Linked DNA regions of Homo sapiens: region 2 is linked to region 1. Evidence: chromatin contacts called from ENCODE Hi-C or POLR2A ChIA-PET data. All regions are on one chromosome and are shown on one strand. Each heading gives the region's core, a stretch centred on a gene start or an enhancer-like site at or near the end of the contact. The rest is flanking DNA. Distances are from core to core; before and after follow the strand shown. Region 1 holds the start of GRAMD1C (GRAM domain containing 1C). Region 2 overlaps ZBTB20 (zinc finger and BTB domain containing 20).

Region 1 (2,705 bases), core at 105-2,604:
ACAAAAAATTAGCCGGGCGTGGTGGCGGGCGCCTGTAGTTCCAGCTACTGGGGAGTCTGAGGCAGAAGAATGGCGTGAACCCGGGAGGCAGAGCTTGCAGTGAGCCGAGATTGCGCCACTGCACTCCAACCTCAGGGTGTGTGTGTGGCATCATCAGTTTCTACTCCAACCTCATGGTGTGTGTGTGGCATCATCAGTTTCTACACCTGAATCAAATTTGGGATGGGGGTCCATTCTGGCTTTCTGGGGTGGCTACAGTAGATTCCTGTCTCTCTGACTTATTAGCTGTGTGGTCCTTAGCAAAGTCAATCTCTGTACATCTGTTCCTTAACTCTACAATAGAGGAAATAATTTTATCTCTAGTCTAGACAATAAGCTTATTGAGAGCAGGGATCATGTCTGTGTTAATCACCATCTAATCCCGAACACCCAGTGCCAGGGACATAACTGAATCAGTGACTGATTGGGTTCATGAATATCCAGCTTGACTATTTCATAGTAATGTTTTTCAAATCAAGTGAAATAACACTCATTCATCTGTTCATTCAACAATTATTTGTGTACCTCCACTAATCTGTAAACTATAACGCTCTTCAGAAGATATAGCACTGACCGCAGTTCTCTAAAAGTAAAATACATACACACAAACCAATGTAGAAGGAGGATGGTGTTCAGAAACGCAGGCGCCCGTCCAACAAAAGCGGGGTTTCATCCTGAATATTAATAAGCACGCTTTCCGTTTTGTCAAATAAGGTAGTAAACAAATAAAACTAGACTAGTTGAAATCAAAAACTTGGCTGACAGCACAGTGATTTAAACTATCCGGACCTTTACAACAGGGCTGAGAATGAAAGGAAGGGGGCAAGGCTGGAAAAAACGTTGACAGTGGGTCAGAATCACGACCATGGGGCCTGACCCAAGGGGGCCTGGGGCTGAGACATCCGCACCAGGACATTTCGGGACCAAATTCAAGCCCTCAACGCCCACAGGGAAGCAAATGTCCCCACCACCGCCCGTAGGGAAAGGGCTCGCAGAGGCACAGGAAACCGTTTCCTCGGTAACAACTTTCCGTATTACTCCAAAGAGCACGAAGAAAAGGGAAGGGAGGGATTAACTGTAATCTGAGAAGGTTCAAGCAATCACCGTGAGAAAAAGTAGGCTAAAGCCACAGATGGGAACCTGCCCCAGCGAGGCCCGCGGCTTACCTGACGGACAGTCGGAGCGCCCTCCATCGCGGCTCCCTCCGCCGCCGCGGCACCGCCCCGCGCGCACCGCACCGCACCGCCCCGCGCCCACCTCCAGCGCGCGCTGCGAGTTACAGGCTCCGCGCGCCTCCTCCGCCGGCCCTCCGAGTACTTCCAGCCGCAGCTCCTTGCGCCCTCTGGCGGCCGTGAAGGATTCCTGACGATGGGTGTTACCGGGTTAGCCTGAAGGCTTGTCTTTCTAGGGGTCACAATGAGACTTCCCTATTCCCAACCTCAAACTACTGTGCCTCCCAGGAAATGGCATACCCTGCCCCAATGTGCGAAAAGGTGAATTGCTCGGAAACTTTTTTTTTTTTTTTTTGAGACGGAGTTTCGCTCTCATTCCTCAGGCTGGATGGAGTGCCAAGGCCCCGTCTCGGCTAACTGCAACCTCCGCCTCCCAGTTCAAGCGATTCTCCTGCCTCAGCCTCCCGAGTAGCTGTGGTTACAGGCGCCTGCCACCACGCCCGGATAATTTTTGTATTTTTAGTAGAGACAAGGTTTCACCATGTGGGTCAGGCTGGTCTCGAACTCCCCACCTCAGGCAATCCGCTGGCCTTGGCCTCCCAAAGTGCTGGGATTACAGGCGTCAGCCACCGCCCCCGGCCAGGAAACTCTTGTTCCTTCCAATAAAGGATTGAAGTTACTGATTAACTGCTGTACGTATTGCAGATTCTTGGTTCTGTAAACCAAAAATAAAATGCCGAGGCCCACCCCCAGCCATCTAAATGGACCCCTCCTCTTGGCCAAGAGCGTTCCAAATTTAACCTGAAAATCTAGTTCAGGCCATGATGAAAGAGGGGATTGGACATGCCTCATTAACATCAACACAGACCTTAAGTCTGAGAAGAAATATTTATCATCTATTGCCTCGGACACCTGCTACTTGGAGGCTGCATCTGCATGATAAAACCTTGGTATCCACAACCCCTTATCCTAACCCAGACATTCCTTTCTACTGATAATAACTCTTTTTTCTCTTTTTCTTTTGAGACAGGTTCTGGCTCTATTAGACCAGCTGGAGTGCGGTGGCGCAATCTCTGCTCACTGCAACCTCCACCTCCCGGACTCAACCAATCCTCCCACCTCAGCCTCTCGAGTAGCTGGGACTACTGGCGTGTGCCACCATGCTTAACTACTTTGTTTGTTTGTTTGTTTGTTTGTTTGTTTGTTTTTTGAGACAGGGTTTCGCCATGTTGCCCAGACTGGTCTCGAACTCCTGGACTCAAGCAGTCTGCCCCCTTCGGCCTCCCAAAGTGCTGGGATTACACGTGCAAGCCACAGCTCCCAGTCAATAATAACGCTTTCAACCAATTGCAAATCAGAAAATTTTTTTATGTACCAATGACCTGAAAGTTCCTCCTTCTCGCCTTGGAGCTGTCTCCCCTTCCAGATTGAAACAATGTAAATCTTACATGTATTGATTGATGTATTAGGTCTGCCCAAAATATATAAAAGCAA
Region 2 (2,705 bases), core at 93-2,592, 680 kb before region 1:
CTTCCTAGGTATGGAACTTTGGCAGATGGGTGAATGGTAATACTATTAATATTTACTCACATAGGGAACATAGGAGGAAGAGAAAGTTTGAAGGAAAAGATGAGTTCAGCTTTGACATGTTGAATTTAGGATGCTTTTGGAATATCTAATTGTAATTGTCTAGTAATTCATTTGATATAAAGGGTTAGAGGTCAAGAGATAAGTAATGGCTCAAGATACAGATTTGAAAGGTATTTAAAAACAGGGAGATATGAATGTCCAGTAGGCAATGGACATATTAGTCTGAAATATGTTTAATAAAGCATTACAAGATACAGACCTGAATATCAAGGAACTTACAAACACTTATGTGATATTTTCCTAGACTGATTTTCTCTTAAATCCACTCCCACTCATCCCTCAAACCAACACACATCCTATCCCCAGCTTTCATTTAAAATGCCTACGATTTACCCTTTACATTGCAGGTATACCTTGATTTCTGTAGTAATTGTATACCTCAAAATCTCATGCCGAACAAAATTATGTACATGAGATCACGTAGTCAGTTGACTCATTACTCTAAGAAACTATGGAATGAGTCAATTTGCATTGTTAATGACGTCCCCCTATTTATCACCCCCTTTAAGTGTTTTTGTCTGATTTTTGTGTGGGGGGTACATCATATTCAACTGATATAATGTCAAATTATTGAGATATTTAAAGAGACTCCTGTTAAACAGTGAGAGAGAAGTCATCTTTATTCTTTCTATTTCCATCTTTATTCTTTTTTTCTTTTTCTTTTTCATAGGGAAGGAAGCAGAGGTACTCAGAATTTAAATAATTCCCCAAAGGTCAGCCTACATTTAAAGTTAAATGTAACTTTAAATTTTATTGCTCTCTGAGATTCTTTTTTTTTTCTAGCATTGAATCATTTTTAAATGTTTTCTTGCCATTTCCCTTTTGTCACCCCTATAACCTCAGTAGGTTTACTTGTTTACCTTTTTATTCTAGAATATCTTGTGTCTGTTCTGTCTGACAATACTTGAAATTTTCCTGACAGGCAGCCATTGAGTGAACAGTTTATGTAGTTTTATAGCAGTAGTTGTAATCTCTGCTGTCCCAGTTTTCTAGAATGTATGGTTGTTTGGGACTTCTCTGTGCTCTGCCCCTTTATTGGCAGTCTCACTTTCTTTCTCGTGTCTTACCTTTATCTCTCCAGAAAAGCTTCTGCAAAATGTATCTTTCCCACCAATCACAATGCTGCAGTCTTAGTGTATGCAGTCTCTATGGTAACTGGGAAACATGCCACAACACCAAGATTACTAGAGCAACCATCAGAGTGGGGAAATCAGCGCATGCCCTCCTCTGGCACGACAGAAGTTTCCCCATTGAAACTGGAATCAGATACCTGTATTTTAATATGCAGGGCAAGGAGGGTGGCAGAGGAAATGCTATAAGCCCAGTCTCTCTAAAGGCACATTACTGGGGTTTGATGGAATTCTTGAAGTTGATCTTATTTATCATGAATAAAGCTAGAGTCATGTACTGATCCTGAGCAGACATGGATAAACTGGTTGAACTTGAGGAGATTTTTTTTTCCTGCAGATACATGACTAGTTTGTAAACAAGAGAATTTTACTAAATTAGTATATATGCTTAGGTAAGCTCAGGGAAATTACCAATGTACTGTAAAAATTATTTACTTGCATTGTAGAGACAGACTTTTTCAGATGATTTCCCTAGCAATTGCATTGTTGACCCAGGGAGGACAAAAGGCAAAATTGGCTCTCTCTGAGCCTGCCTTAGAGTGGGGGCAGTTCTATTAGGTCTTGAAGGGAATGAGGATGAAGCAATGAGGCTTTTCTGGGGTGCTTCCTTTAGGACTGAACTTCATTCCAAATATGCAGAGGATCTGACTCCCAGGTACAGCCCAATAGAAACAAAGGGCATAAATCAGAGTTTCATAACTTTGGCCCTATTAACCTTTGGGGCCAGATAAATCTCTGTGGAACAGGGCTGTCCTGTGCACTGTAAGATGTTTAGCAGCGTCCCTGGCATCTACCCTCTAAATGCCAGTAGGAACTTCTCTAACTGTGACAACAAAAAATACAGATATCCCCTGACTGGGGGCAAAAATTAGCCCCAGGTTGAGAACCACTGGCCTAAAGCAAGATGCAGCTTGGGTAAGAAAAGAGAGTTGGAGAATCCCTTAAAGGGCCCAGAATATTCACTAGTTGATCATTCAGCAGGTATTTATTGAGCCCCTGTTATCTTTCAGGCACTCTTCTACTTACCAGGGATACCACTGTGAAGAGTCATGATCTTGTGGAGCTTACCTTCTAGTACATGCATGCCACATGTTCCTAACTAGCAGGTTCCCCTTCCCTCCACACAGCATAACAGCAAATGCTTCAAGCCAACTGAGGGCCAAGAAAAGAAAAACACAAGTTCATATTTGAAGATTCTTTTTTCAGTTTATGAACCTCAAAACGGCTTTGATTTAAAAATGAAACTTGGCAAGTGATTAGTTCATATGTTTTAGTTTATAATATGTTTTAATCATTTTGGGTGTTTTCAAAACAAATGGTGAGATTAGGGGTTTTTTTTCTCTTCTATTTTTGGCCCCTTTCCTCTGGAGAGTCCTTCTCTTGTGTTTAGTTCTTGGTGTTCTTAGTATATTTGAAGAATGCTTTTAAGTATTTGAAATGTGTGTACATGGTTGA

What was found. Hi-C counts contacts between places; a loop is a spot of excess contacts on that map. ChIA-PET counts read pairs that join two places held with the same protein, here RNA polymerase II (POLR2A). Pooled maps may share reads with other maps.
Region 2: a pooled map shows a loop between it and region 1 (2.2-fold over the local background). The contact joins the enhancer-like site here to the promoter of GRAMD1C in region 1. A Hi-C loop is called at or near these places in 1 of 50 pooled maps. POLR2A ChIA-PET finds 5 or more read pairs at or near these places in 2 of 52 experiments (CD4-positive, alpha-beta T cell and activated naive CD4-positive, alpha-beta T cell).

What each region holds. Positions count from the first base shown.
Region 1 is chr3:113,837,437-113,840,141 of GRCh38, reverse strand. It overlaps GRAMD1C (GRAM domain containing 1C), which reads right to left and starts at 1,354. Exons shown (of 18, transcript NM_017577.5): 1 at 1,206-1,354. The coding sequence starts at 1,232. RefSeq lists a silencer at 1,142-1,341.
Region 2 is chr3:114,518,213-114,520,917 of GRCh38, reverse strand. All of the region lies in intron 6 of ZBTB20 (zinc finger and BTB domain containing 20), which reads left to right. It overlaps ZBTB20-AS5 (ZBTB20 antisense RNA 5), which reads right to left. Exons shown (of 3, transcript NR_121661.1): 2 at 2,319-2,402; 3 at 786-1,275. Among named protein-coding and RNA genes, the nearest start is that of ZBTB20-AS5, 66 kb to the right of the region's middle. Within about 2 kb of position 1,342, at least 3 of the 41 ENCODE cell types and tissues checked have a DNase peak (open chromatin) inside an H3K27ac peak, as active enhancers do.